Linked DNA regions of Homo sapiens: regions 2, 3, 4, 5 and 6 are each linked to region 1. A link is a loop called in an ENCODE intact Hi-C map of the cell type or tissue named here. Cell type or tissue: heart left ventricle. All regions are shown on one strand. Region 1 has its middle 30 kb from the start of CLEC3B. Region 2 overlaps LARS2 (leucyl-tRNA synthetase 2, mitochondrial). Region 3 overlaps LOC101928636 (a long non-coding RNA gene). Region 4 overlaps CDCP1 (CUB domain containing protein 1). Region 5 has its middle 29 kb from the start of TMEM158. Region 6 overlaps CDCP1 (CUB domain containing protein 1).

Region 1 (5,000 bases):
CCAAATGAAAATTATTAAAGAATATCACTGGGAAATCATTACAATATGTTTTAATTAGTTTATAGATTAATGTAGTTTGTTTACTAACGTAAGTAACTTGTAATATGGTCTGTTGCCTTGGGAGCAGAGCTAGAAACGAAAGCTCACAGTTAGGTAAACTGAATAAAGATTGGCAAAGGACTCCCATCACATTTTATTATTGCCCTGATAGCCACAGCCCCTCATTCATTTCTCTTCTAGTTTTGTAACCGCCCAAGGGGTTCACCTTGCCTGTTGCCTAGACAGAGTTGATTCATCAAGACAGGGGAATTGCAATAGAGAAAGAGTAATTTATGCAGAGCAGGCTGTGCAGGAGACTGGAGTTTTATTATTACTCAAATCAGTCTCCCCAAACATTTGGGGAGCAGAGTTTTTAAGGATAACTTGGTGGGTTGGGGGAAGCCAGTGAGCCAGGAGTGCTGATTGGTCAGAGATGAAATCATAGGGAGTCGCAGCTGTCTTCTTGTGCTGAGTCAGTTCCTGGGTGGGGGCCACAAGATCAGATGAGCCAGTTTATTGATCTGGGTTGTGCCAGCTAATCCATCAAGTGCAGGGGCTGCAAAATATCTCAAGCACTGATCTTAGGAGCAGTTTAGGGCAGGTCAGAATCTTGTAGCCTCCAGCTGCATGACTCCTAAACCATAATTTCTAATCTTGTGGCTAATGTTAGTTCTATAAAGTCAATCTAGTTCCCAGGCAAGAAGGAGGTCTGCTTTGGGAAAGGGCTGTTACCGTCTTTGTTTAAACTATAAACTAAGTTTCTCCCAATGTTACTTCAGCTTATGCCCAGGAATGAACAAGGACAGCTTGGAGGTTAGAAGCAAGATGGAGTCAGTTAGGTTAGATCTCTTTCACTGTCTCAGTCATAATTTTGCAAAGGCGGTTTCAGTTTAGAGGTGTCTTAATAGCTCAAGAAAGCAGCTATTGGAATGGAGACATCAGACCCTGGCTTGGTGCCATGTTCATTGAATGAATGAGTGAATGCTACTACCTGAAGTTTCTATCTCCTCTCACCATGTGTCTAACTCTCCCTCCTAGCACTTTACCTGGTAACTTCTCCATCAGCACATAGCACAGTGTCTTGCACATAGCAGGTGTTCAATCAGAGTAAATTGAAATGACTGAATTGAATTGGATGTCCAGTGAAGTAAATACCACACATGTTAGTGCTACTAACATTAAAATTCTTCACGCAGGCCAAAGCAGATGTGATGCCATGTTCAGCCATTGCTCAACTCTTGGCAAGGATCTGAAGACAAATAGAAACATCTTGATGTATTTGTGCAAGAAGTCTATGCCAGCAGCAGCTGTAGCAACTGCAGATTTTAATCTTAAACATCAATGTCCCTGACTTGGAGAAAATAAATTAGATTTTTTTTAACACCAAAGACAAAGGCTTTATTATCTCAAAAGGACTTATTATCCATGTTACTTGAGGAAAACATAAGTTAAAAATACAACTTCACACTGGATATATTGGAGTGATTTGACACTAGACTTTTTTTTTAAGTGTAAGGCATTTTTATCTTCATTATCAGAAGGACCTGTGTTGCAGGTGTTTCTCAGACTCTTATTTGCAGAAATGTCACTGTGTTGCTTTTTAAGAGGAAGTGAGGAAGATTTCTGAGAGATGTGATTCTGGAAGGAAAAGGAAGGAATTTCCCAATTATTCTTTCTTCAACTGGGCCTCAGTTACCTCATCTGTATGAGTCATCAGTGAACGAGTTGGCCACTAGATGATCTTTAACATTCCTTCTAATTCTAATTTTTCACAGTTCTTTGCTTTTCGCCAGCTGAAGTGAAGGACACTTGGTCAGCTAATGTCAAATTGTACATTTATCTTAGTTTTTTTCTAATTTTAAAGGTGATTTTATATAAGTGTTGAAGAGGAAACATAACTTTTTCCTCAATCGTCACGAATTCTTAGTTGGAACGGACCCTTGTAACAAAAGTCAGATTAATGAGAAAAACCAAAGTTTATTAACATGTGCCTTTCATATATACACAGGAGCTACCCAGGGAATGAGTCATTCTCATAGTGGTGGCTTTGAATTCCAGCTTATATAGCATCTTCAACAAAGAACAGTAGATTTTTAGAGATGTGACAAGATGAAGAGGATTTTGAATCTCCAGGGGCAGCAACTTGAGGAAAGGCAAGTGAGATGAAGGCTGGTCTGTAAAGCTTGTTCATGTAGATTCCTCTGGTGCCATCTTCAGGTCACTGAGGGTCTAACGTTGTCATCAGTGGGAGACCTTTGTGCTCCCTGGGAGAAGGGGGTGGGGGTGGGATCCCATTTGTCTTTGTAAATTTGTGTCTACTTTTAGGCAAATAGAGGAAGGGCAAAGAGCTTTCTTGCATCTGCCTCGTCTTATCTTCAGCTCAACAATCCTCATGCCAAAGAGGCATATTTTGGGGTGGCAAATTCTCGTCTCCCACATAAGGAAAGACTCTGCCTCCACTGGGTCTCCCAAAGTATTTGCACTTATGTCAGTTTTTGCTTTCGAAATGGAAATGTTACCTCTGAATGTGGTAAGAGAGTGAAGTCAGGCCTCTGTACACCAGGAATTGCTTAGAATGAGTCACAAACCATCTTAAAAATGTAGGAAATTAGGAATTAATTTATCAAACAGTTTTTTCTTCTTAAATCAGTTTCATTGAATTATAATTTTCATACAATAAAGTGTATCCATTTTAAGTGTACAGCTGAATAGATTTTTGTTGTTGTTGTTTTGAGACAGGGTCTCACTCTGTTGCCCAGGCTGGAGTGCAGTGGCATGAACACAGCTCACTGCAGCCTCAGCCTCCCTGGGCTCAGGTGATTCTCCTCTCTCAACCTCCAGAGTAGCTGGGACCAGGGGCATGCGCCACCATGCTCTGCTAACTTTTGTATTTTTTTGTAGAGACGGGGTTTCACCATATTGCCCAGGCTGGCCTGGAGCTCCTGGGCTCAAGCAGTCCACCTGCCTTGGCTTCCCAAAGTGCTGAGATTACAGGCATGAGCCACTGCGCCTGGCCCAGTTGATGAGTTTTGACAAACATTTACCTTCATCAAGATACAGAACATTTCCATCACCCCAGAGCCCTCATCAAGATACAGAGCATTTCTATCAACCCAGAAAATTCCCTCATGTCCTTTGGTAGTTCATCCTCATCAGGCTGGCTCTACAGTACAGATTCACCTTCCTTTGGCGGCTCATTTGCTGCCTTTCCTAAAGATACAGAGGTGAACAAACCAAGGTCCCTGTGGTCATGGGCTTCCATGCTAGTGCTGGGGGTGTAAGCAATCCTTTAGCTCCTTCAAGCTCCACTTTAGCTAACTCATCTCCGCTACTGGATACCGAGACTCTGTTTGGACCTTTAGAGGATATCCCACATGGGGGCCTCCTACTTCCCTCAAACTCCTTATCCCTTCCCATGGGTCTCTTTAAGGCCTCCACAGCCTGTGTCTCTAATCCTTCCCTTAGAATAGATCACTCTCCCGCCAGGTGAGGAAGTTCCTGCTGTGCCTGGCTGCAGTTCAATGTTAAGGGAGTCTTCCTCTGTTCTGGTTTTTTTTTCTGCTATAGCGTGGGGTGCCAGCCCTGGAGCTCTGAGTGAGTGACAGTGAGGAATAGAGTTGCTGAGTGCTTCAGATTCCTTTGTTCTCCTTCTCTAGACAGCAGTAGTTTGTTTTAGAAAGAACATCCAGTGCACAAGAATTATTTATATCCTGGCACAGTGGCTCATGCTTGTAATCCCAGCACTTTGGGAGGCCAAGGCAGGCAGATTGTTTGAGCTCAGGAGTTTGAGACCAGCCTGAGCAACATGGCAAAACTGTCTCTACTAAAAATACAAAAATTAGCCCAGCATGATGGCCTGCTTCTGTAGTCCCAGCTACTTGGGAGGCTGAGGTGGGAGGATTGCTTGAGCTTGGGAGGTTGAGGCTGCAGTGAGCTGAGATCCACCACTGCACTCCAGCCTGGGTGATAGAGACCCTGTCTCAAAACAACAACAACAACAAAATCAAAGAGAATTATTTACTTATTTTTCTGAAGAGCCATAATAAATGTTTACTTAGTGGGAAAAATAATGGTAGAATAAGATGGCAAAATTAGATGCAAAACTGGTTAATGTCTGTCAATTGAGAAAAATGATGAGCCAAGTCTCAATCATTTTAGGAGTTTATTTGCCAAAGTTAATGATGCATACCTATGACACAGCCTCAGGAAGTCCTGACGACATATGCCCAAGGTGGTCGGGGCACAGCTTGGTTTTATACATTTTAGGGAGATATGAGTCATCAATCAATATATGTAAGAAGTACATTGGTTCCATCCAGAAAGGCGGGGACAACTGGAAGCAGGAAGGGGGGTTTCCAGGTCACAGGTAAGTGAGAGACAAATGGTTGCATTTTTTTGAGTTTCTGATAAGCCTTTCCAAAGGAGGCAATCAGAATATGCATCTATCTCAGAGAGCAGAGGGAAGACTGAATAGAATAGGAGGCAGGTTTGCCCTGAGCAGTTCCCAGCTTGAAGGGGCCCAAGATATTTTCCTTTCACATGTCCTAGAGGGCAATAAAACCGTAATTTCTTCTACTGGACAGATGTCATGGGCATCTCTGACAAAATTTATTTGCAATTGTATTAGGGTTCAACAGAGAAACACAGCAATGGGATGTGTGTGTACACACACACACACACACACACACACGCACAGAGAGAGACAGAGAGAGAGAGAGAGAGATAGAGAGAGAGAGAGATTGACTGATTAAAAGAGATTGACTCGGCCAGGCACGGTGGCTCATGCCTGTAATCCCAGCACTTTGGGAGGCCAAGGCGGGTGGATCACGAGGTCAGGAGTTCCAGACCAGCCTCGCCAACATAGTGAAATCCCGTCTCTACTAAAAATACAAAAATTAGCTAGGTATGGTGGCATGTGCCTGTACTCCCAGCTACTTGGGAGGCTGAGGCAGGAGAATCGC
Region 2 (5,000 bases), 350 kb after region 1:
CCAGAGCCTAATCTTTACTAGCAATCTTTAGCAACACATCATCTTTAAGATGGGTGTTGGATAATCATAATATCTTCTTTATCCACCTACGAAATATGGCAGTATTCAAGAAGGGCTGAGAGCATGGCCCATTGAACCAAACTGCCAGGATTCAAATTCCAGCTCTTAATACTTACAAGCTGTGTGGCCTTTGAGTAGTTAATTAATTAACCTCTTCAACACCTTGTTTTCTCTCATCTATAAAATAGGGATAAAATAGTACCTGCCCCATTGGCCTGTTAAAAGGATTCAAAGAGGATGACTATGAAGCACTTAGATACCTAACACACAGTATGTAACCAATAAGTATTAGCAATTGCCAGCAGTGGACAGGAACCTGCACACACCAGCACCTGAGAGCCAACTATGTATATCTCTGCCCAATGTTGTGTTTATTAGTCACCTTGGCAGCTTGAAATCTGCCATTGAGGGAGTATTTACGTCATGGTAATCAGCAAACCTACAAATCATGGCCTTTTCCTCCAGAGAGCCAATTGTTAATTAAACATTTACTGGAACCCCAGTGGCCATTGCTACTATGAACCTGTCAGGGCCTATACAAATGATATCTGCTGCCTCTCAGTTCTTTCTATTTTATTTTAGCAAGGTAAGTACATCCATTGTCATAACTGGTTTGAAATTTTATGCTGAGCTGACATTGGCTGCAAGAAGTATTCCTAAAAGAGGGTCACGTTGTAATGTCTTTGTCACTTGAAGAGTTAAATAACTTTATACTACCAAATTCAGAGATTTGTGTTCCACTTTAAGATGGCTGAGGGTGTTTGTCTCTCTGGTTTTTGTCAGATGTTATTTTTCCCAGATAACTGTTTTTCATTATTTCTGCTATGTTTATTAGAAAGAGGTGGGACAGGCCAGGCATGGTGGCTCATGCCTGTAATCCCAGCACTTTGGGAGGCCGAAGTGGGCAGATCACCTGAGGTCGGGAGGTCAAGACCAGCCTGACCAACATGGAGAAACCCCATCTCTACTAAAAATACAAAATTAGCCAGGCATGGTGGCCCGTGCTTGTAATCTGAGCTACTCGGGAGGCTGAGGCAGGAGAATTGCTTGAACCCGGGAGGCAGAGGTTGCAGTGAGCCAAGATCATGCCATTGCACTCCAGCCTGGGCAACAAGAGCGAAACTCCGTCTCCAAAGACAAAAAAAAAAAAAAAAAAAGAAAGATGTGGGACAGAATGAATTGGCTCTTTGCCTAAAGATAAAGATAAAGACAATTCTTTATCTCACTGTGATAAAGAATCTAGTTGTGATTCTTTAATTAGATTTGTCTAAATTTTTTTTAACTTAGGCCAACTTATTTCGGACAATTAGTGAGTGCAGGCAAATTGCCTACAATTAAGCTTTTTTTTGTTTGTTTTTTGAGGCGGATCTTCGCTCTTGTTGCCCAGGCTGGAGTGCAATGGTGCGATCTCAGCTCACTGCAACCTCTGCCTCCTGGGTTCAAGCAATTCTCCTGCCTCAGCCTTCCAAGTAGCTGAGATTACAGGCACCCACCACCACACTCAGCTAATTTTTGTATTTAATTAGAGACGGGGTTTCACCATGTTGGTCAGGCTGGTCTCGAACTCCTGACCTCAGATGATCCGCCCGCCTTGGGACAGTTAAGCTTTTATAGCAACTGTACATTTATGATAGGGTGCAGGGAAGCCTGTTAGCAAAACAGGTGGTTGAGGGGCTTGTAGGTGGGATTCTAATTTCCTTGGATGGGATGAGATGTTACAGAGGAGGCTCAAGGCAGAGCTCCAGGCCCAAAGGAACTGGTACCCTTGCAGGCAGCTCAGGCCCAAAAGACAAGGAGTCCTCCTACCATATCTGAAGCCTAAGGTCAGGCTAGACCCAGAAATTGAACAACCTAGATTTGAACCTACCACTTTCTAGCCAAGCGACTCTACAGAGTCATTTAATGTCCCTGTATCCCACTTTCTTAATCTTTAACATAGGGATAACAATACTTTATTCCTCACAGGGTTATGAGGATTAGATGAGATAGTGCTTGTATCTGGCACATAATAATCCCATAATAAGTGACAGCTGTAATTATTATTTATACTGATCTTATTCCTCAGAGCTGCTTAGGAAGGTGATTCGTCACCATTTAATAAATGAATCTTGTAATTCATATTATCCATCCTGTGGCTTGATTTGCTTATGGTTGAAACCACTATTTGTTATTTGGTTGATGGTTTCTTAGTCTGTGTGATCAGCAGATACCTAAGGTTGTCTTTTTGTTTCACAGTTTCAGTTGCTGTGTTTAAGATAGCAAGCCCTCTTTTCAGGGTGTTCTCTAGGTTCTCCTGAAATTAATTTCTTATTAATTTTCATAGTTCATATTTAAGTCACAGCATCTCAGATACAACCACCAAATCTGGTGAAAACTTGTCTGGTCATTTTTAAGTGATGTGGGAAAAGAGAAACAAATCTTGGTTTCATTGTCAGTGATGTGAAAGAAAGTCTGTTGAGCTTCCTTGTCATTTTAAAATCTTTCCTGCCCAGTGTCAGGATTGGTCCCTGAGATTGAATAAACTTGGACTCAAGTTTAACGATCCTCACTCTAAGCAGGGAAGGAATATCTAATCTGGGCCTGCCAAACAGGGTCTGCCACATGTATTGATTAATTTAGTCAGTAAGTAATCATTGAGCACCAGCTCTATTCTTGAATGGAGATATATGAAATAGTTCTAAGGCACACTAAGAACAGCATTATCTCTGCCTCCCAGGTTCAAGCAGTTCTCCTGCCTCAGCCTCCCGAGTAGCTGGGATTACAAGTACACGCCACCACACCCGGCTAATTTTTGTAGAGATAGGGTTTCACCATGTTGGCCAGGCTGGTCTAGAACTCCTGATCTCAGGTGATCAGCCTGCCTCGGCCTCTCAAAGTGCTGGGATTACAGGTGTGAGCCACTGTGTCCGGCCAGTCCTTGCTATTTTTCAAAGCCCATTTAAATTCTTACTTCTACCATAAATCCATCCCTCAATTCTCCAGTTCACATTTGTTATGAAATAATTTAGCACTTATAGTCAGAACCACAAACTAGGGAGGTCTATATGTCATCCACATGTTGTTTTATCTGCCCAGTAATATAAGCTTCTCAGTGGCAGGGAAGGTCTTTCTAACTTCTTTTGTGTTAGCATGTCAAGTTTTTTTTTTTTCTTTTTCTTTATACAAGATGGGGTCTCACTATGTTGATCAGGCTGGTCTTGAACTCCTGGCCTCAAGCAATCCTCCCATCTTGGCCTCCCAAAGGGCTAGGATTACAGGCATGAGCCACCACACCCAACCATCATGTCAGGTTTTTAATGGTCAAATGTAACTAACATGTTTTTAGGTCTACAGCCTATAAGACCTAACAACTCCTTTGTTCCTAACAGCCTATAAGATAACAACTCCTTTGTTCCCAAGGAGTTTATAATCTGATAAGCCTCAACTGTTTGTGAGTTGATTGATTCAATGGATGTTTTTAAAAGCATACAACTCCTTTGTTTAAGTCTGGACTAAGTGTTCATTGTGCATATATAGCCCAGAATAATGTTTCTCAAACTTTAGAACTCACATATCTCAGTGACAAAATCCTTGGGCTCAAGTTTGGTAAATATTGAATTAAAAGTTAAACTCTGTCATTCTAGATGATTACTTGACATTTAGATGATTATAAATACAAAGGCAACCCCAGACACCCAATTCATGGGCTAGTTCTTGGTGATCAGGTTCATCAATCAGGAAAAATTAGACCATGCTGCTATAATAAACAATCCCCAAATCTCAGTGGCTTAAAACAACAAAATTTTGTTTCTTGCTTTTGCTACATGCCTAGCAGGAGGGCTCAGTTCAAGGTAGTCAGGACCTCGATGATGGCTGTTCTTACCTCAGTGAGTGCCTCCCCATCTCTGTGGCTGGGAGAAGGGGGTATAGTGAATCCCCACTGGCTCTTAAATCTTCCACTTGGACTCAAGTCACTTCCACTGACATGGCCACATCCAACCTCAAAGAGGGTAAAGAATATTCCCACCATGTGCCAGGATGGTGAGGAGGATCAAAATGTTTGTGAACAGCTCCAATGACCCCCACCTAAGGTGATCTAGTTGACCCAGAATATTCTTATCTTGGGTGATCTTTTTAAAAATTATTGATGTAAAAGTATACATTTAGAAACCATCAGGGAGACTAGCAGACCTCTCAATTGGAGCCTGTGGAATTTGAGAAACATTGCTCAGAACATGAAGTTGTTGCCGTCAAGTTTGGCATCCAACCATTTATGCTCTGTAAAAATTTCTCTGTGTGTCCATGATTCTTAAACTTTAGGGTGTGTAATGATCCCCTGAGGAGTTTGCTAAAAAGGCAGGTTGCGATATAGTCCTGCGTGAGGCTCAGGAATTGGTATTTAAATAAGCATTTCAGGTAGTTCTGATGTAAGTGCTCTCCCAGATTTGGCACTTACATGAATGGGATCGGATGCTCCACAGAGCCAAATGGACATGGTTCTCTAGGTTGGAAAATACATCCCATTGAAATGAGAAGAAAACTAAAGGTCACAAGCAGCTGAGCAGACACACACAGATTAGATGTGGACTGTGTATGTAGAGGGGCAGGTGGTTTGGGGGTGATGAATCAATTAGGAAACGGGGTTAGTCAAAGCGGTGATGGTGTCTGCCCTACCCGCATCATGGATTTGTTGTGAGGTTTGTGTATGTGAGATGATCACTGAGAAAACCCTCTAAAAACAATATGTAATTTTCAAGTGTAACCCAATTAATAGTAGCAATAAAAAGAGAGTCCTGAGGTTTGGATGTTTGAGCAGGGGCCATTTGAAGCCAGAGATAAATTATTCTCTTTCAGTAATCAGAAAAGGCTGTACTGCCAATCGGTTTCTTCTTAAACTCATAGAATGCCTGATGACATATTTAAAACTTAGCTCCATATGGTGATTTTGTTGTGTTTTCATA
Region 3 (5,000 bases), 160 kb after region 1:
ACCTTGCAGGCAGCATGTGATTGTGCCACAAGGCCAAGACCTGAAGCTAAGTTAGCTTCCCCTGCATCCAGCTGCCATCTTGGAATAAAGCGGAGAAAGGAAAATCCTTGCATTGGTGGAGAGACCCAGACACTATGTAATTACTCAAAAAGAGATTATTTTAAACCAGAGGAGGCTGAGATACCATAACAGTAAGATCAAAAATTTTCTTGCATGCAGCGGAAATGGGGTTTCAAGAGCTGGTTGGGATCTTATTGATGGTTGTGTTTTGCATATCTGAGCAAATTCTACCCTGACCACAGGATACTCATGACTTCCATAACTACATACTTATTTTTTTTCAATTATGATGGTAATATATATGATTTCATTGTAGAAAACTTGGGGGGAAATACTATAAAGAAGAAAATAAAAATAATTCTGTAATTTCACCAGCCATAGATAACCACTGTAAACATCTTGGTTTATTTTTTTCCCATCTTTTTTCTATGTATATGTGCATGTGTATGTGTATCACTGTGATTGTATGTGCATCTTACTTGTTCACAAGATTCTTTAATTTTTTTTTTTTTTTGAGATGGAGTCTCATACCTTTTTCTCAGGCTGGAGTGCAGTTGTGCAATCTTGGCTCACTGCAGCCCCGACTTCCCAGGCTCAAGTGATCCTCCTGCCTCAGCCTCCTGAGCAGCTCGGACTACAGGCGTGCGCCACCATGCCTGGCTAATTGTTTTTGTATTTTTAGTACAGATAGGGTTTCACCATGTTGGCCAGGCTGGTCTTGAACTCCTGACCTCAGGCGATCCTCCCACCTCGGCCTCCCAAAGTGCTGGGATTACAGGCGTGAACCACCGTACCCAGCCTTTGGATCTGCTTTTACTGATGCGTGAGTGTGTGGCCTCATCACCACTCCCAGCAGCTGGCACCTGTAACTCTTCTTTGTAGATCCAGTCTTGGGCTGCTGGAGGGGGCATTGCCTGAGAATTTACACTCCTCTGGGGCAGCCCTTCACCAATGACTGGTAGAATGTAGGAATGTAAGCCTTGTCCAGGTGCACGGGGTGGGAGGCAGGGGGATTCTGAGGGCTATTTATACTTGGGGTTCCCTGTGGGGCAGGCTAAAGCTATTCTCCCTGGGACTCAGCCTGAGATGACGCCCTAGCTTGGCTTTTCTGAGAGCACATCCTTCATAAATCACTTGCACACAAAACTCATCTCAATGTCTGCTTCTGGGAACCCGACCTAAGACAGCCAGTGATACATTTTTAAATGTTAAGATAAATATGAAGAAAATAAGAGGCTCTGTGGATATATTTAGGAATTTAAAGTTGGGTTTTACAGCTTAAGTAAACAAACAAAAAACAGAATCATGTATCTTGACATATCAGTCTGGAGTCAGAACCTTTTTTTTTTTTTTTTGAGGCAGAGTCTCACTCTGTCCCCCAGGCTGCCCAAAGTGCTGGGATTACAGGCATGAGCCACTGTGCCTGACCTGGAGTCAGAACTTTAACAGCAGAAAAACAGGAGTGGTACTCCTTTAAATCACGGACGGTCATTCTGTGTTTTTTGGGGAGACTGATGCTAGGTCCCAGTGGTCTCCTGCAGGGGCTGGAACCACCCCAGAGAAAGGAGAGCAGGCTTCTGTCCCTTCTTGCTGCACTTGCAAATAACACAGGTCAGCCCAGGGCCAGAACCTTGGGGCAGCTCCACCGAAGGAGCTGTCCTGTTGCCCCTGATCCTTCCGTCCCAAGTCCCAAGCCCAATCCTCACACCAAGGCAAGGTGGGGAGGAGGCAGAGGTTGTGGGGGTGTGGGTGGGTGGGGGTCCTTATGTCCCACAGTACGGGAGCTGGACCAGGAAGATGGAATTTGCTACCCTGAGTGACCATAGAGAGGGTTTCTAGAACCTCAACTTTGCAGGCAGGTTTAGAAAGTACGCTTGTCCTCCCACTGCTAACAGCTGGGGAAGTGCGTGTGTGTGTGCTGCTCCAACAGCTCAGAAGTCCTGGGAGCTTTTAAAAACTTCCCAATCCAAGTTCTGCCTACTGGGCTCCAGCCTTCCTCAGAAAGACACTTCTGAAGGCCGACTGCTCGGTTCTTCGAAGTAGCTCAGCCAGACCTGACGACACCACTGGCCTGCGGGTAGATTCTCTGCAGGGCCAGCCTGCACCTCCCAGCAAGGGCACCACCTGGTGGCGGGCACTCTGTGGGATGGGCTCTCTCTCTCTCTCTCTGTTGGGGGGGGTGTGTGTGTGTGCACGCGTGTGTGTGTTTAGGTGGAGGGTAAAGTGGATGGGGAGGGGATTTACCCTCTGCAGCCTCAGGCTTCCCTGGCAAGCCACCGCCTTGGACATGACATTTGCTGGCTTGGCTGGGGCCCTGTGGCCAGATGTCAGAATTTAAGTTCTGCGCTTAGGGCTTGTGCAACCTTAGACATTAAACGTCTCTAAGCCTGTTTCTTATCAGTAAAAGGAAGATCAAAGTACCTAGCTCTTTGGGTTCTTTGTTAAAAATAAGATTATGCTTTGGATTCCTCAGAAATAGATCCTGAGAGATTCAGACATAAGTAGTTTATTTGAGAAGTGACTCCAGGAAAAACCACTTGGGGAGGGCGATGTGAGCCAGGAGTGGGGAAGAAGATGGCAAGAGTGACTTATCCAGCAAGTGTTTTGCCACTGAGGGCACCTGCACACCATCCCTCTCAGTAGGACCTTGCCTGAGGGGCAAGGGAGCTGGGGTATTTATCCACAGATTCCCATCATTCACTGTGGGAGGACCACTCCTGGGGTGCCTTAATGCCTCAGCTCTCTCATTATTTGACACGTGGGCACGGTGGGCACCAGCAACCAGAGAGGATCCTCAGATAGATTCGGAAATGATGGCATTCGGAAGTTGGGACAACATGTATGGAAATGGTTAGTGGGGAGGGGGGATGGCTGGGGCACCACCAAAGTCTTCTATATGCATGATTAAAAATTCTCAGAACATAGTAACATTTCAATAAACAATAGCTATTTATAATAGTACACATCCGTGGTCCCCGGCAAAGTGTGACACAGCTGATAACCTAGAGGTAGGTCCAGATAGGCTGTGTGCCATGGGAGCGCTAGGCACCAACAGCCCTACAGCAGGTGTTTAGTGTCCCCTCTTGTATATATAGGGGAACTGAGGCTCATGGAGCATGAGAGCCTTGTTGAGGGTCATGAGGCCGATCGTGCCAATGTTGGTCTCCTGCGAGCTGTGCTGCTGCTCCCACCAGTCCAGGACTGTAAAGAGTTTTCATCCTGTGTCTGTGTTAAAATGTGCTCTCTCTGAGCCCCACCATGACAGCGCAGAAATTTGTTTCCATCTGTAAAATGTCAAGGCTGAATCTTTTATGTTCTGCCCTGGGTCTGTGCCCGATAATGAACTCCATCCAAGCCCTGTGGCTGCCTCCAGCCCACGAGACTCTTTGGAACAAAACGAATAATTCTCAGTGGCAGGAGAGAGTGAGGGAATGGTTTCATCACTCTTTTCCTGCACGACTCAGACCTGAGAGAAAAGAAGAGGGAATTGGCAGAAATAGAAGGCGGCAGGGACGCTCTCTCACTTGTTCCCTGCAGTCATGCCTGTATGGAATTTGGGAGTTTGCTGGACCAGGGGGGCTGCTTTGGGTACACTGGGAGCAGAAACCTGGGGTTCCATCACCTGCCTCATGGCGGGGCATCGAGTCTGCTCTCAGCTCTCTTTCCTGAACACCATTGCCACATCTGTCTGTGCTGGTGACGAAAGAGAGAGAAGCCTCAACTGTCTCCTTTGTACTGCACTAGGCCATTCCGCAACTCAAGCAGGAGAAAAACCCAGGAGTGGGGTGGCGTAGGCGGGGCCACCACAAGGAGCCCGTGCATCAGGGGGCGCAGGCTGTTTCTGGATCATTCCACTGGGAAGGGGACAAAACCCATCTTTTATGACCCATGTTCAGTTCTCAGTTGGAGTCAGGTAAGCCTTTCCCTTATTCTTATTATTTTAAAAATGTTTTCTAAAATTGTGGTATGACATACATAATATGCAATTCTTTTATGTTTGTTTGTTTATCTATTTATTTATTTATTTTGAGATGGAGTTTCGCTCTTGTTGCCCAGGCTGGAGTGCAATGGTGCGATCTTGACTCACCGCAACCTCCACCTTCCGGTTTCAAGCAATTCTCCTGTCTCAGCCTCCCAAGTAATTGGGATTACAGGCATGTAATCCCACCACGCCTGGCTATTAAATTAATATTTAACCCTTTTAAAGGATATGATTTGGTGGCATTAATTACATCCACAATATTGTGAAACCACCACCACTCTCTGGTTTCAAAACTTTTTTATCATCCCAAACAGAACCAACTAGGCTATAAGATAGTCCTGGGTGAGCCAGGTCTCCAGTTGGGACATGTGTTTCTAAAGGAGTGTGGAGAGGAAGTAAACTCTTAGGTATGTTTTCCTTTAAAATCATGACAACAGTACCTATGGGAGAGGTACTGTTATTATTCCCATTTTACAGAAAAGGAAACTGAGGCCTAGAAAGCAGCTGGCCAGTGCCAGGGCTAGTATTTGAAATAGACTAGTCTGGCCTCACTGGGCACCACCTCCACCCCACCTGGCTGGTCCCACTTCTCACTCCATTCTGCTGGAATCATTCCATGAGCTAAAATGTCTAACGATGTTGGGCCTTTGACTTCCCTCTGAAGGGAATTGGTAGGCTGAGCTGAATCTGCAGGGTTTCGGCCATCTCATCTGGCAAATTAAGTGTGACATGGGGGTTCCGGAATGAAGTGGATGTGAATTGTAAAGAACACGGGCTTATTTGAGCCTAGAATCGGGCCAGTCATGGATCTGCATTGAAAAGGGACTTGGGGAGCTGTATGAGTGGGGCTGGGCCATTCCTGGAGTGGCGAGGCCTTCCTGGAGGACCCCACATCTGTTTGCTGCTTCAGCACAGGAGAGAGACTCTTTGAGGGGATGCAAACCTGGAGAGTCCCCTC
Region 4 (5,000 bases), 71 kb after region 1:
ACCTCATATCCACCCCAAGGGGACACACACACCATTGCAATGATTTCTCCCAACCTTTATTCCCTGCAGGGAGCGAGTGTTGAATTCACACACATTGAATGAACATTTGCCTGTCTGTTCATTAGACCCAAATAGTAATTTTAGGACACCAGGGAACTTCAAGGTACTCTGAAGACATTGAGGGTCTGCTATCAACCATCTGGGGGTGGTGGTCAAGGAGGGCTTCACAGAAGGCGTATGACTTAAGATGGGTCTAAAAGAATGGATATGAGTGTGCCAACCAGGAACTGTGAGATGACTGTCAGGAAGGACAGATGGAAGGAATAGCAGGTGCAAAGATGCCAAGATATGAAAATCATGGCTTCCTTGGAGCCACTCTGGGGAGTTTGATTTGGCCAGAGTTTTGTTTGGGTGGGTAGAGGAGGCTGGAGAAGTGGGAAAGGGCTTGGTTGTTGGCCACGGAGTTTGGGCTTCACCCACTGGGACCAGCACACCTTAGCAGCTTGGTGTGGTGGTGAAGAGTACAGATTCTAGAATCAAACTGTCTAGGGTCAATTCCCGGCACTACCACTCACCCAGATGTGCTTCCTTGGGCAAATTCCTTAGCTTCTTGGTGCCTCACTTTCCTCATCTGCAAACAGGATAATAATGAAATTCCTGTAAGGCCTAAATGAGTTAATACCTACAAAGTGCTTAGAATGGTGCCAGGTAGTCAATCAATATTGGCTGTTAGTATTGTTGATATTATCAATGATAGCATATTACAACTACTACTAGCAGCGATGGGGCACCATTGAAGGGTGCTAAGCAGACAACTATAGCAGCAGTTTGGCTCTGAGTCTAAAGCCTACAGTCCTGGCTGGCTGGGTGGGGACTACGTAAGGCAGGCAAAGCACTGAAGAGGCAAACCTTAAGGAGGCACTCACTGTCAGGGCAGTGCCACTTAAGGAAGCAAGTATGAGTGCCTCCTTAAATTCTGCACACCTTATCTGCCTCACCTAGCCATGGCCCTGGCCCTGATCATTGGCTATTAATAGGCCCTTCTACATGTTGACTCATGTGACTCCAGCACCCTCACTGAGACCAGAGAAGTGACCTCCCTTCTCCAAGTTTGCTGAACTCAGGAGGCAGCTGGGACATTCTGGTTCAACCCTGGCACCTCTGCAGTCTCCACCCACCCAGGGTACCACAATGAGCTGCCCTCATAGAAGCTGCCAAGGCTGGTCAAGTTACCTAGCAGAAGAGGAGCAACTGCTGCCATTCTTTGTCTCTCTCTCTTTCTTTCTTTCTTTCTTTCTTTCTTTCTTTCTTTCTTTCTTTCTTTCTTTCTTTCTTTCTTTCCTTCTTTCTCTCTCTCTCTCTTTCTTTCTTTCCTTCCTTCCTTCTTTCTTTCCTTCCTTTCTTCCTTCCTTCCTTCTTCTCTCTCTCTCTCTCTGTTTCTTTTTTTTGTCTACCCTGGAGGTGACAGAAACTGCCATTCTTATTAAGTGAATGCAGTTGTTGGCTGATTCCAGGAAGTGGGGAGTCACCTCCAACAGAATTCATTCTAACAGTGCCTGCTGTGGGAGGGGTGGGGGTGCCAGATAGTCACATCGCCAAACTTGGAGTCTTCCTAGTCCAGTGGACCTGAGGCAGTGAGGCCTAAAGGCATAGAGAGACAACTGGTTTAGACACTCAAAATCCACGTGTCATTGACTTGGCCGGGTCCATTTACAGACTGGTAAATTGAGGTGTAAGTCTTGCCAACAACAGGAAGACCACTGATCTGCCTACCTGGAAATAGTTCATTTCCACCTTCACATAAGAAAGAACTAGAACATGAATTGCCATTTCAAGGGCTAATCATTCTCTCTTGGATGGGAGAAAAACCTTTGGAATCTAGACACCAGGCCTGTCTAAATAGTAACAACAACAAACATTTAATGATTCCTTAATATTAGGCAGCCCCGTGCATATGTTTATAAATATTTATAAATCCCCACAACCACTCCATAAAGTAGGTTCTAATATTAAACCCCATTGTACAGATGAAGAAACTGAGGCTTGGGTAGGTTAAGTAATGTACCCAGGCATATATGATTAATAAGAGGTAGAGACAAGTTTTGTGTCCCAGCTCTGACACCGGTGCCCGGGGCATGATAAATGACTATTCATCAGAGCTAGCCCCGCCCGAAGAACTCCACACACAACCAGGAACTTTCTGATGATGGTGCGTTGTTCTTACCAACAAAGTCAATCAAGGTAGAATGAAGTATTTCCAAGCTGCTGGCTTTCTAGGATATCAAAAGGAAAACATATTTGTTTTAAATGGTCCAACAAGCACACTGTATTACTGCAAATCCTCCTTCATGTCAAAGTAATTTGAAAGTATAGTTGGAATTTAAGCTTAAGATTTAAATTCCACAGAATTTGAAATGTTTGGGGCGTGGTTGTTCTTTTGTATTGTTCTTTTTTGGCAGTGCCAGGTGTAAGGTTCTAAGAAAGGGAACTGGCATGGTTCCACTGCTGATGGCTCCACAGCTTCATGAGGTCTGCCCGGGGGGTGTGGGCATGGGAAGTTAATGTGGCTGAGTTAGTGGCAAAAGAAAAGCAGCCATGATTCTAGAACAAAGCACTGGGAATGAAAGGCCAGTGCCAAGTTTTAGCAGAAAAGCATGCTATAGAAGCCCTGGCCTGCAGGACTCACTTCTCTAGACAGCTGTCAATGAGACTCATGGGAAAATCCGATGCAAGTTTGAGTCAATTTCAACCAGGCTTCTGCTTTGGCTTCACAGGAAATGCTTCTTCCTAAAAGAGACCTCCACCTGTCCTTCTGGGTATCTGAGCTGTAAAGCCTTTCATCCACTGGTTTGGAAGTCAAGTAGGACCTGCCAGGACCTGCCAATTCCCATTCCCCACCCCACTCCTTCCACCTTATTCCCATGGCTGGTTTCAGGAAAGAGCCTGTCAAGACAGCAGGGCAAATCTCTCATTCTCCCTCTGAGAAGTAAAGGGATGTGAAATGATGGCTGCTTACCAGACTCCCCTAGAAAGAAGCTGGGGCAAGGTACAGCCGTCAGGCCAAGCTGAGGAAATGCTTTCAGGCTACTGTTGCAGGTCTGGAGAAAGGGATGGGTGGCAGGGCAGGTGACCATCCCATTCCCCAACCCCAACGGCAGGTGCACCTCCCAACTGAAGATACTGTGCCACAGGTGGCTACAAGAACTTGCCTGCCATTCTGCCATTATAGGCTCTCCAAAGGAAAGGACCACATTAAACACTGCAGTGATCAGTTAACACCCAGGAAGGATTGGACATAGACCCTAGTTATCAAGAAAGGACCTGGGGAGTGATCAAGCACAACCTCCCACCTGCAGTGGGCCTGAGACACAGGACTGCACTGGGAAGTCAGGGCAGGGAAGAAGGCCCGAGGGAGTAGGACAAGGGCATGCACAGTGCAGGTGGGAAGTGCAGAGACAACTTGCTGCAAAATGTTGATGAAGGCCGACTCTGGCCACATCTCTCAAGATCATTTTGCCATGAGTTACTGTCATGCCAGGTGCTGGCATACAAAGATGAACAAGGCCGGGCTCCAACTTCCAGAATTATATCCAGTGACCTCAGGGCTCAAGAGACATCAGGGTCCCACCCCCTCAGTGAGAGAGACACAAAGTTCCCATTAAAATAGTCTACTATTTCCACAGCTCTTAGATTAATTACAGAAGAGAGTAAAATTAAGTTCCAATAGCAACGTTGAAAAGAACCATGTGCACGCTTAGTCAATCCAACTTGTTGGAACAGTTTATCAACACGGGACTGTTTTATACATTCATTCACTCCCTACTCTTAATTCTCAAGGTCCTTAAGAAAGAAAATGATATGTGATGATGCAAGTTGTTTCTTTTATTTATTTTACTTTTTTGAGACAGAGTCTTGCTCTTGTTGCCCAGGCTGGAGTGCAATGGCACAATCTCAGCTCACCACAACCTCTGCCTTCCAGGTTCAAGTGATTCTCCTGCCTCAGCCTCCCGAGTAGCTGGGATTACAGGTGCCCGCCACCATGCCTGGCTAATCTGTGTACTTTCAGTAGAACGGGGTTTCACCATATTGGCCAGACTGGTCTGGAACTCCTGACCTCAGGTGATACACCTGCCTTAGCCTCCCAAAGTGCTGGGATTACAGGCGTGAGACACTGTGCCTGGCCAAGTTATTTATTTTCTAAAGTAACTGAACCATTCCTCAAAAGCAATGCTAGCAGTTCACTGTCTGCAGTGCTTATGCTTTGAATCATTTTTCTAAAGTGGTGACAGGTTTGCACAGAACCATCCAAACTCTTCTGTTGCATTTTTCCCTTTTATGATCAAAGACACATGCCATATGAGAGAGGTGGCCCTGTCTGGGTCACAGTCTATATCACAGTCTGTAGCAAAAGGACACATCTGCGTATAAACCCCTCTGAGACTGAGGCCATCTTAAGGCTCCTTGTCAATCCAAAACACGGACATTAACATTTAATTCCAGATTGAATCACACCGTATCGGTGAAGGAATGGTTTCCAAGAGGACCACAGAGGTAAGAAAGCTGCATAATAACAGACTTTGAACACGGGAATTGCAGAATTAAATAACAAATATAACTCACCTTGTGACCACTGTAAATAATTCATACAAGATGCTAAAATGCCACAAGGCTACTTTAAATCACATTAACATTTTATGAAATGTTAAAAAGATTTATTTTGTTAAACCTTGAAGTGTGAGTCACGAGGACCATGAAAGTCACTGAGGATCACAAGGATGGCTGGAGAAAAATCAAAGGAGTGGATTAAAAAACCCATCTGTATGTACACTCAGGGACACACACGCAAAGGCCCACAGCTCCCCTCCCTCACCTGCTAAATGTTTAGAAGTTACTGAATTTCCAGTGTCTTTAGTATTCCCTCCAGAGTACCTCATTCCAATGGTCCAACCTTGCCATCAGAGATTAAATAGTTGTTCAAGTTCTTCTGACAAAAAGTCAGC
Region 5 (5,000 bases), 140 kb after region 1:
GAATAAAAAACACAGCACCATGAACACACCTTAGGCTGTGGAGATTCCCACTAGTGATTCCAAAGTCCCTCTGGAAACTTTAGCATATGGGCACATTCGGGTGTGCATGTGCACTTTTCTAATGAGCTACCTCTTGGCTCTTACCAGATTTTCCCTTCCTTCCTTCCTTTCTTCCCTTCTTCCCTTCCTCCCTTCCTCCCTTTCCTTCTCTTTCTTTTCCTTCCTTCCTTCCTTCTTTTTTTTCTTTCTTTCCTTCTGAGTCTCACGCTGTCACCCAGGCTAAAGTGCAGTGGTGCGATCTCAGCTCACTGCAACCTCTACCTCCCGGGTTTGAATGATTCTCCTGCCTCAGCCTCCTGAGTAGCTGGGACTACAGGCGCCCACCAGTATGCCTGGCTAATTTTTGTATTTTTGGTAGAGACTGTGTTTCACCATGTTGGCCAGGTTGGTCTCGAACTCCTGATCTCAAGAGATCCACCCGTTTTGGCCTCCCAAAGTGCTGGGATCACAGGTGTGAGCCATCACACCCGGCCTTCTTATCAGATTTTCAAAGGGATCTGTGACCCCTGAGAAGTAGAACAATTCCTTTGGAACATGTTGTGTCATTTAACTTTAAAACTTCAGGGTTTCTCTTTCTATGATACAGTTGCAAGGTTGAGCTGTCTCTTAAACCTATCAGCAATTATGATAGTTACCTTTGGGTTCACAAAAGGAATAAAAAGAGAAAGGAAAAATATAGAGACAGAGAATCCCTAAGCTGCTTTCTCCAACTGGGCAAGAGCTGGAAGAATGGAGGAAGGAGTAAGCTAAATGGTTATATCAGTTAGGATATTTTCAGATACAAGCAACAGAAATACCAACTGACAGTGGACCAACCAATATAAATACCCAAGCCGGGGTGTCTCCAACATTGATAGTTTGGCAGCTCAACGACAGGACCAAATACCTGGGTTCTTTCCTTGTTTTTGCTCTTTTATCATTAGGTTGGCTCTCCTTAGTCCCAGGATGGCCACCACAGTTCTAGCATCATCAGCAGACCCAACCATGTCTAGTGATAAAAGGGGGAGGTATGTCTCTTTTACCAGTAAAAAATGATTCCCAGGCTTGGCCCAGTGGCTCATGCCTATAATCCCAGCACTTTGGGAGGCCAAGATGGATTGTTTGAGACTAGGAGTTTGAGGCCAGTCTGAGCAACATGATGAGACCCCATCTCTATTAAAAAGCCAAACCAAAACAAAAATGGTTCCCAAAACTCCCCATAAACATTCACTCATATTTCATTGGCCAAAATTGTATGATATGTTCCTGCCTAACCCAATCACAGGTGAGGGTAATGGTGCCACCAACATTGGCTTACACTAATTAGCACCCACTCTTTGGGAGATGAAGTTGGGCTCATCCCCTACAAATCATGTAACTGCCATGGAGGAAGGTAGGTACAGAACAAAGCTGGGATCTTGTTGGACAAGCGGTTGGGTAGCAGCCATATGTCTGGGAGCTAATTGATCCATGAGTAGTGGAGACAGAAGAAAGGAGGAATGGGCTGAAGGAGGGCACCCATTGCCTGGCAGGAGAGGAAAGAGATGGTGGGTCAGACATCTCTATGGCAAGAGTGAGGTACTGCTGTTAGTCAAGGACATTTTGGTGATTTTCTGAAAAGCCTCAGGGTGGGTAGGAGTTGGGGAAAGTATTTTCACGGTGGCCATGTTAAGTAGAAGCTCTTTTGAATATGGTGCTTCTCACCTTGGGCGATTCTCTGGTGAGATGTCATTTGCAGTCTGTGATAATAGTGGCTTCTGCTTCAAAATTTCCATTCCATCTTCTTCTGCACTGACTTTCACTAACACTGAACGTCTCTTTCCTTTTTGCAGACTCTTTAAAGCCATAGCTTTTCTTTTCATTTCTTTCCCATGTCTTTAATTTTCATGAGGTCTCAACAAATAATTTCCTCATCTTTAGTGTCCTGTCTAGAAACTCCAAGTAGGTACACAGCTGCAGATTTCAGCTCAGATTCTGTTCTGCATGGCTACAAAAATGTTCCATACCACAGTAGCTGTCCTTTCAGATTCCCAGTGACCTGATAGATATACCCATCTATTAATGGATCCCACTAATCATGTAGACCAGGACTCTGGGATAACCAGCTCTTAGCTGATTTCAGGTCTATGGCATAAAGCCTGCAGAGCATAATTTAAATGCATTTTTAAAGCAAACTGGTTTGCAGAGAACCCCGTGTTGTGATGTGTTTCCATAATGGCACCAGTGTCTGCTCAAGTCTGTAATGAAACATGCAATAATGCTCCCACAAAATCCACCAGGAAAGATTCCCATAAGTGGAAGAGTTTTATTGCCAGCAGGTTTTATATCTTAATTCTCTCACCCCCATTTCTCTGAAATACAATTTAAATAGTCCTTTAAAAAATTTTTGACTCCTCAGAAGTCAAATGTACTCTGTGGAGATGAGGCTGTTGGTTGAGATGATTCCAGTTAGGAAGTATTTTTGGTGGGTTGCACAAGGGCCCTGATGTATAAAAATCCCCCCCATCCCAACCCAGCTTCTCTTTGTATGCATGGGATCTTTTTAAAAATATTTTTTGAGATGCAGTTTCAGTCTTTTTGCCCAGGCTGGAGTGCAGTGGCCTGATCTCAGCTCACTGCAACCTCTGCCTCCTGGGTTCAAGTAATTCTCCTGCCTCAGCCTCCTGAGTAGCTGGCACTACAGGCATGTGCCACCACACTCAGCTAATTTTTGTATTTTTAGTAGAGACAGGGTTTCAGCATGTTGGCCAGACTGGTCTTTAACTCCTGACCTCAAGTGATCCTCCCTCCCCGACTTCCCAAAGTGCTGGGATTACAGGCGTGAGCCACCGCTCCCGGCCTGCATGGGATCTTTTGATCTACAGTGAGGGGAAGAGGGATCAGTTTTAATTGGAGGATGGGCTGGAGGAGACAGAAGGACCACCAGAGGGATGCTATGGCATCTCTTCTTTGAACCATAATAGAGAAAGGAAAAGGGTTAGAGAATGAAGCTGCTCAGATGAGATTTTTGGAGACCCTGGGCCCAAGCACATCTGCTTTAGGGTCCTGGGAGCACCATGGGGCACTGGTTGTGGGCAGGACTGGTCACCTTGCCTCAGCGCCAGAACCAGATGGCATGGTAGTGAGAAAGCTCCACCAAATGACCTTGTGGGCAATGTCCTGGCCAGGAGGAGGGGTGGCTGGGGCAGGAAGTGATGCACAGGTGGGACAGAAACTGCAGTGGATCAGCAGGCCTGAGAGGACACCCCATGTGACTCCTAGAAGTAGCAGGTTGAACCACAGGGTTGCTGATAGCCAGTGGTCAAGATGATGGGGCTTGGGTCTTTACCATGTGGTTATAAGGAAGGAGGGCATCATTTTGAGGCCATAGGCTGGTGAAAGTGCTATTGATTTAATCCAAAATGCTTTGGCATAGAAAATCCAGAAAAGACAAGCAAAATGTTTCTTTCTTCAAATGATTTACAATGACTCCACTTTGTTATCTTGCCTAATATAGACTTGGCCAGAACTTCTGTTTAGCTAGCTAGTGCCGCAGAACAAATCACCTCACAATTTAGTGCCTTACAGTTTCGTAATCTCTCAGGATTTCTGTAGATAAGGAGTTTGGGAAAGGCTTGTTGGGGTGGTTCTGGTTCCAGTCATTTGTGTGGTTACTCTTGGACAGTGGCTGGAGCTTGGAGAGCCAGGGTTGAAGCAGCAGGTGGCCGGCTGGGCACCTCTGCTTCTTTATATGGCTTCAGGGCCTCTGTGGCCTCTCCATGTGGACTGGTTTAGGCCTCCTCACAGACTGATGGCCTCAGGACAGTTAAAATGCTTACACAGGGCTCAAAACTTCAGGAGTGAGGATCACAGGGAATAAGGTGGAATATGGGTCCCTTTTACAGCTGAGCCTCTGAAGTCACACAGCATCACTTCAATGGCATGCTGTTAATTGAAACAATCACAAAGAGGATGGGTGTGGTGGCTGACGCCTGTAGTCCCAGCACTTTGGGAGACTGAGGTGGGCAGATTGCTTGAGCTCAGGAGTTCAAGACCGGCCTGGGCAACATGGCAAAACTCTGTCTCTACAAAATATACAAAAATTAGCTGTGCGTGGCGGTGTGTGCCTGTAGTCCTAGCTATACAGGAGGCTGAGGTGGGAGGATTGCTTGAATTTGGGGAGGTCAAGGCTGCAGTGAAGCCGTGATTGTGCCACTGCACTCCAGCCTGAGTGACAGAGTGAGACCCTGTCTTAAAAAACAAACACACAAACAAACAAACCAGTCACAAAAGCCCACCCCACATCAAGGGGAGGGGAATTGAACTCCACCTCTTGATGGAGAAATGATAAGGTAATAGAAAAGCATGGGGTTGGGGAGAGGTGGGAGATATTGCATCCATCTTTAAAAAATACAACTGCAACCATCTTTTCCATGCAGAGTGAAATCATCCTCGCAAGCCTTCCTCCAAGGCTAGCTCCTTTCAAGATAGCCTTCCTCTGTGACTGGGTTTTTTCCTGCCCAGCATTCAGCCACCTTTTCTACCTGTTTTAATCTCCACTCTTCCCACAGCCCAACCCCTCAACTGTATTTGTCATCTCCTTGTGATTCCCACTTATTATGCAGACCAAAAACTCTCCAGCTCTCCTGCTGGGTGATCCTTTCCTAAAAAGGCACTGAACTAACAGTTCTTATGAATGAAGGAAGTGCAGAAACCCATCGGAACACGATGACTAAGATGCAGGGCAGCTCTGGGACAGTCGCTGATTGAAACATCCCTGAGTTCTCTGAGCATCAAACATGCCTGTGAGATCCTTGATTACACTGCAGGTAAGCAGACAGGAGGACAGATGTTGTGTAAGGTTGGGGAACGCAAGGAAGATGAATGGACTTCAACACAAGGAAAGGCTCTCAGGGAATACTTTCCAAGCCCGCAGGAATGTAAGGACACTCCCACATCGCTGGTAAGTGAGTCATCACCAA
Region 6 (5,000 bases), 56 kb after region 1:
AGCTGTGTGATGTCAGGCCAGTTCCATAACCTCTCTGAACCTTCTGGTTTCTCATTAGTAAATAAAGATAATTCCCACCTCCCCTACAGGGTTGCAATAAAGATTAGCTGAGATTGTGTAAGTGGCGTGCCTAACACAAGATGACATGCAGAGTATGTGTCCATAGTAGGGGTGCTGAGCCATAAAACTGTAAGTTCCCATCATCATCGCTGATGGTGCGGGTGACATCCTCATTCACATTGCAGGGTCAAGACATAAGATCTAGAAAAATGACCTTTCAATGCCTTCGTTAAAAACAATTTAGCATCTTGAATGCAAGATTTCTTTTTATTGTGCTGAAATGGAACTACATACCGGGTGTTCACCAACAAGCCTGTCTAACTGCCTAGCAACCCACTTCCTGAAACTCTTGCTGGGTCCAGAGTCTAAGTGTTTCAGAAGCCACAGATGAGAAACAGGAAGGGAGCCTCACCCAGGCAGACTACCCAGGAAACAACGAAGGTGCTGGAGGAGGAAGAAAAAGGAAAGTGGGGCTCACTCACTGCTTTCATTTTGTGGATGTTGGACCAAAACTTGGAACTGCAGCCGGAGGATCCCTGGACTTTGGGCATCTTGGTCACAGCCTTGCAGAGAGAGGTTGAAGTTCCCCGCCATGTTCCCAGGCTGCTTGTCCTCCAGCTTGAACACCTCGGGGTTGGTGGTGGAGCCCGGGATGTAGTATTCAACCCGCTCCTCCTTCCTCTCACAGTTGGAGAGGTTGAAGTTGAGGAAGGAGACGCTGGCCCGCAGGTGTGCAGGAACGACAAACTGCCACGTCATGAGCTCATCCTCAGGGAAGCCTTCTGGGTAGTTGGCAGACATCAGGGTTGCTGAGCCTTCACCCTCAAACACAGACTCGATGATGCACAGACCTAGTGGGAGTGGAACCCAAACCAGAAAGAATAGGGAGCCATTAGACCCTGTCCTGGTTGTCTGCAGCCGAGGGGTGGGGGTGTAGGAAAAATGACTGCAGTTCTCAGATCCTGAGCAGTGGGTCTAGATACTGTATATTTGGACTCAAGGCAGAGATTGGGAATGCAGACACATCAGTGGTGTGCGAGTAAATATTAAAAACCGGTCCAGTGGTAGAGGGGAGAGCCCTGACTTATAGCGTCTGCCCACTTCCATAGTGGATGTAAATAATCCCACCACGGTTGATTTCAAGCTACCAACACCAGGTGACTGAATGTGGAGTTGGGCAGTAGCACACCTTTATATTATTCCCTCCATACAGATACGACAACACAAATAACCCTGAAAGCACAGGCAACAGTAAAATAATTAGGAAGTGATGAGTTTTGAGTATTTATTACCTTTGTTTTAAAAATAATTTATTTAATTATGTTAATTTAATTCTATTTTTTTATAACGGATCTGTTTCACATCAGCTCACAAAATGCCTGAACACTTAACAGTCAGCTCTCTGCCAGGTGCAGTGGCTCATGCCTGTAATCCCAGCACTTTGGGAGGCCAAGGCAGGAGGATTACCTCAGGTCAGGAGTTCGAGACCAGCCTGGCCAACATGGTGAAACCCCGTATCTACTAAAAATACAAAAGTTAGCTGGGTGTGGTGGCGCACGACTATAGTCCCAGCTACTTGGGAGGCTGAGGCAGAAGAATCGCTTGAACCTGGAGGTAGAGGTTGCAGTGAGCCAAGACAGTGCCACTGCACTCCAGCCTGGGCCACAGACTGAGACTCTTTCTCAAAACAAACAAAAACAAAAATAAAAACAAAAAACAGCTTTTATGAGCCAGTGTGAGTGAGCTCTGCACATCACTGATACGTTTACAGAAAATGTGAAAGAGATGGAAGACAAAGAAGTTAGAAATGAAGCAATCAAGGTGGGTCTGTAGAACCAATCCCTTGTCATTTTTTTGAAAACAAGTATCACATGCAAAAAGGACAAAGAGAATCACCCCGTTTGTTTAATAGAGAAGAGGGGGTTCACACTAGGAATGCATGACCCATGTCACTTATAAGAGAGCTAGATCTTCCTTTATGGTTTTTATATTGAGTATTAGAGATTTGCTGACATTTGACCATTTCTGACCTAGAACAATGATGATCTTGTGTGTTTTAACCTAATCAGATAGCAGGGAGGGGCTTTCTCACGTTTTATAGATGAGCGGTTTGCAATGCTGAAGCCGGAGACATTTCTGGGGTGGAACCATGGGAGGTGTAAGGCCATTTTCACTCCTTCTTGCATCTTGATCCGGGACACAGTGCCATTGCTGCAGAAGGTTCCGATCCTGACCACGGTGGCATCGATTCGGCCGCTGATGGAGTGAGTGACTCCGTCTGGGCAGCTCTCACCCGGACCGATCTGCCTCAGGCGAGGGATGGAAAACTGCAGCTCTAAACCGATGCTCTTATGAGCTTTGACATCCCAGATGAAAGTTCTGTTGAGGGTAGGCAACAACGATGTCGAGGGCTGAAGCTGAACCTCCCCAAAAGGACATGGGCCTGACATACAGTCTGAAAAACAGTCACAGAAGCAATTTTGATCACAGATGCTCCAAGGCCCCACACCACTCCTCCTCCACCACTCAGCCCCCTGTAGTAGACTCTTTGGGGCTCCCCCAAGGTGGCCTTTACCAGGCAGGGGCACCCAGGCCCCAACTGCTGTGAGTCTTAGTGGCCAATGGCTCACAGATGTACCCTCCTTCGGGGAAGTGCCTCAGCTCGGGGGAGCTGCCTTGAACCAGAAAAGCCTGAGAGGTGTTGCAGCCCCTCATGCCCATCCCAAGGGAGAGGTGCTGTCTACAGCCAATAATGGCCTCCTGCAGGAATTAAAAAGTCTGACCTCCTTGCTTCAAGTGATGTAACCTGGGTATGCCATTCATACTCCAGAGCTCCCCATGGGGTCAGGCTGAAGCTACTCTTCAGCTAAAACCGCATCTGCATTCAGCTACGTGCCCTGCTCTATCCTGCTTTCCTCACTTCTGAGAGCACTTTCTTGATCACTGACTTAAACAAAAAATCCTGTCTCAGGCTCTGCTTCCAGGTCACCAGACTTGAGACATCTCTTAACTACTGTGATTTCCAGATTAAGTTCCTGGGGTCCAGTGGGTGAAGCCAGAAGGAAGGCATTTGTAGCAGAGTCTGTGCTTTGGGATCTCCTACTTCTCCTGTACTAAGAGAGTCACGATTTCACAATTTGTAGAGCACAGTGCCAAGATCCATCCTTTAAAACTGGTTTCCCCATCAACACATTCATCAACATAGCAAATATACTCTGAACGTGCAACTCCCCTGGACAGCTGGAATCTGGCGGCGCCATTTCTCTTCTTGCACTGCCTTAATGCTGATATTTTATAACCACTGCAGTTGAATTTCTTTTTTTAAGGCTAACAGCTAATAACATCCTTTGATATATTTGTTTCCTAAGCCTTTTAAAACAAAGCAAGAAATATTATCAAAGAGAAAACAAGAGGAAAGTGAGGGGACGAAACAGAAAGTAGGCAATGTAACATTAAGGTTTTGTTGTTTTGAGCAGGGGGCATCTGAAAGGTGTGATAGACTCTGGCCTCCATAATAATAATTTGTGAATCTTTACTGCTGTTCTATTGGGGTATTTGAAAGTATTGTCCACTCAAAATAGAATTATGGAGAATTTCAGATCAGTCTTGGATCTCTGAGGTCATCCAAGCCAGACCTCTAATTTTTGCAAAGCAGCTGTGGATCCAGGTGACTTGGGCTGGCACTTGCAGCAAGTACACGGCAATTCCAGATCCCAGGACGAAAGCTCAGGCTGTGTTTGGTCAGCCCTTTCTTGCCAATGCGCTATGCTGTCTAACCAATAACACAGGGTTAGATAACATGGTGACTAACGTGACTAAAATTAGACTTTGCGTGTTAGTAAAGGTAGTTCCTATTTTAGGAGCTCATGGAAACTTCAATGTTTATATCAAGCCACCTCTTTCTTTCAAAAGCAGACCTCAAGTGATTTTCCACGCACACCTCCAGTGTGCCCAGGGCAACATCAGTTGGCTCTGGCTAGGTTCTGTACTCTTGTGGAAACATTTAACTCTAGTAAGGCAGTGACTCTTAGCTCTGGTTCTACCTACAACTCACCTGCAGGCCGTTTAAAAACTACACATGCCTGGACCATCCCAGGGATTCTGATTTAATTCTATAGTAAAATCTGGAGTCAAAAAGCCCCATCTCCCAGCCTCAGCTCTGTCAGCAGCCATGTGACACTGTGAGAGTCAGGTTATGAAAGCAATTTTTCATTTGATGCTAAGAGCTTTGTTTTTTAGGATGAACACACAGGTAAGAGTAGTCAAAATGATTGGCATGCCTCGGAATCTTCTCCTGTACTCTGTCCAGTGAAAACATTTTAAATAACTAAAATGATTCCTGTCCAGAGGATGGAGAAGTATTATTTCTGAAGTGATTCATAAACTCATTTTCCCCAGCAGATTTCTAATTTCATTAACTCTCTTTTTTTTTTTTTTCTTTTTGGAGATGCAGTCTTGCTCTGTCACCCAAGCTGGAATGCAGTGGCACCATCTTGGCTCACTGCAACCTGTCTCCCAGGTTCAGGTGATCCTTCTGCCTCAGCCTCCCAAGTAGCTGGGACTATAGGTGTGTGCTGCCATGCCTGGGTAATTTCTTTTGTATTTTTAGTAGGGGTTTCACTATGTTGACCAGGCTGGTCTTGAACTCCTGACCTCAGGTGATCCATCTGCCTCAGCCTCCCAGAGTGCTGGGATTACAGGCATGAGCCACCATGCTCAGCCAACTTTCATTAGTTCTCATGGAACTATTCAAGAAGAGATGAGAATGGAGACATCAAATTTTATCTGATGCTGATTTCAGAATGATTGTTCAGAAAAGGCAATGAAGGGCAGGTGGACCACTGGACCTGATTCAGTGTCTAGATTTATTATTTTAGAAATTGATATTTTCATATCATTTTCAAAAGTTGTGAGCATGGGTTTTTACTACATAGTAAGCC

Evidence for each region. Peaks named below come from ENCODE experiments on the same cell type or tissue, not always from the same donor. Only the 100,000 strongest peaks of a DNase experiment are listed, where the experiment ranks them.
Region 2: a loop joins it to region 1, with 2.9 times the contacts of the local background. A loop is called at or near these places in 2 of 110 quality-filtered maps.
Region 3: a loop joins it to region 1, with 4 times the contacts of the local background. A loop is called at or near these places in 83 of 110 quality-filtered maps.
Region 4: a loop joins it to region 1, with 2.1 times the contacts of the local background. A loop is called at or near these places in 25 of 110 quality-filtered maps.
Region 5: it touches region 1 in a loop (3-fold over the local background); 13 of 110 quality-filtered maps call a loop at or near these places.
Region 6: it touches region 1 in a loop (3-fold over the local background); 26 of 110 quality-filtered maps call a loop at or near these places.

Annotation. Positions count from the first base shown.
Region 1 is chr3:45,053,487-45,058,486 of GRCh38, forward strand. No RefSeq gene overlaps it. Among named protein-coding and RNA genes, the nearest start is that of CLEC3B, 30 kb to the left of the region's middle. In heart left ventricle, a CTCF peak has its summit at 2,256 (motif pointing left); no DNase peak of the experiment used is centred here; H3K27ac peaks cover 1,285 bases.
Region 2 is chr3:45,401,915-45,406,914 of GRCh38, forward strand. All of the region lies in intron 4 of LARS2 (leucyl-tRNA synthetase 2, mitochondrial), which reads left to right. Among named protein-coding and RNA genes, the nearest start is that of LARS2, 16 kb to the left of the region's middle. In heart left ventricle, no CTCF peak of the experiment used is centred here; no DNase peak of the experiment used is centred here.
Region 3 is chr3:45,208,554-45,213,553 of GRCh38, forward strand. LOC101928636 (a long non-coding RNA gene) reads left to right here. Exons shown (of 4, transcript XR_001740675.2): 3 at 3,805-3,973. Among named protein-coding and RNA genes, the nearest start is that of TMEM158, 15 kb to the right of the region's middle. In heart left ventricle, a CTCF peak has its summit at 2,193 (motif pointing left); a DNase peak (open chromatin) is centred at 2,168.
Region 4 is chr3:45,124,834-45,129,833 of GRCh38, forward strand. The region is part of intron 1 of CDCP1 (CUB domain containing protein 1); the gene reads right to left. Among named protein-coding and RNA genes, the nearest start is that of CDCP1, 19 kb to the right of the region's middle. RefSeq lists an enhancer at 1-145 and a silencer at 3,463-3,707. In heart left ventricle, no CTCF peak of the experiment used is centred here; no DNase peak of the experiment used is centred here; H3K27ac peaks cover 665 bases.
Region 5 is chr3:45,195,217-45,200,216 of GRCh38, forward strand. No RefSeq gene overlaps it. Among named protein-coding and RNA genes, the nearest start is that of TMEM158, 29 kb to the right of the region's middle. RefSeq lists enhancers at 4,231-5,000, 4,421-5,000. In heart left ventricle, no CTCF peak of the experiment used is centred here; no DNase peak of the experiment used is centred here.
Region 6 is chr3:45,109,931-45,114,930 of GRCh38, forward strand. CDCP1 (CUB domain containing protein 1) reads right to left here. Exons shown (of 9, transcript NM_022842.5): 3 at 2,153-2,515; 4 at 543-911. Among named protein-coding and RNA genes, the nearest start is that of CDCP1, 34 kb to the right of the region's middle. In heart left ventricle, no CTCF peak of the experiment used is centred here; no DNase peak of the experiment used is centred here; H3K27ac peaks cover 1,755 bases.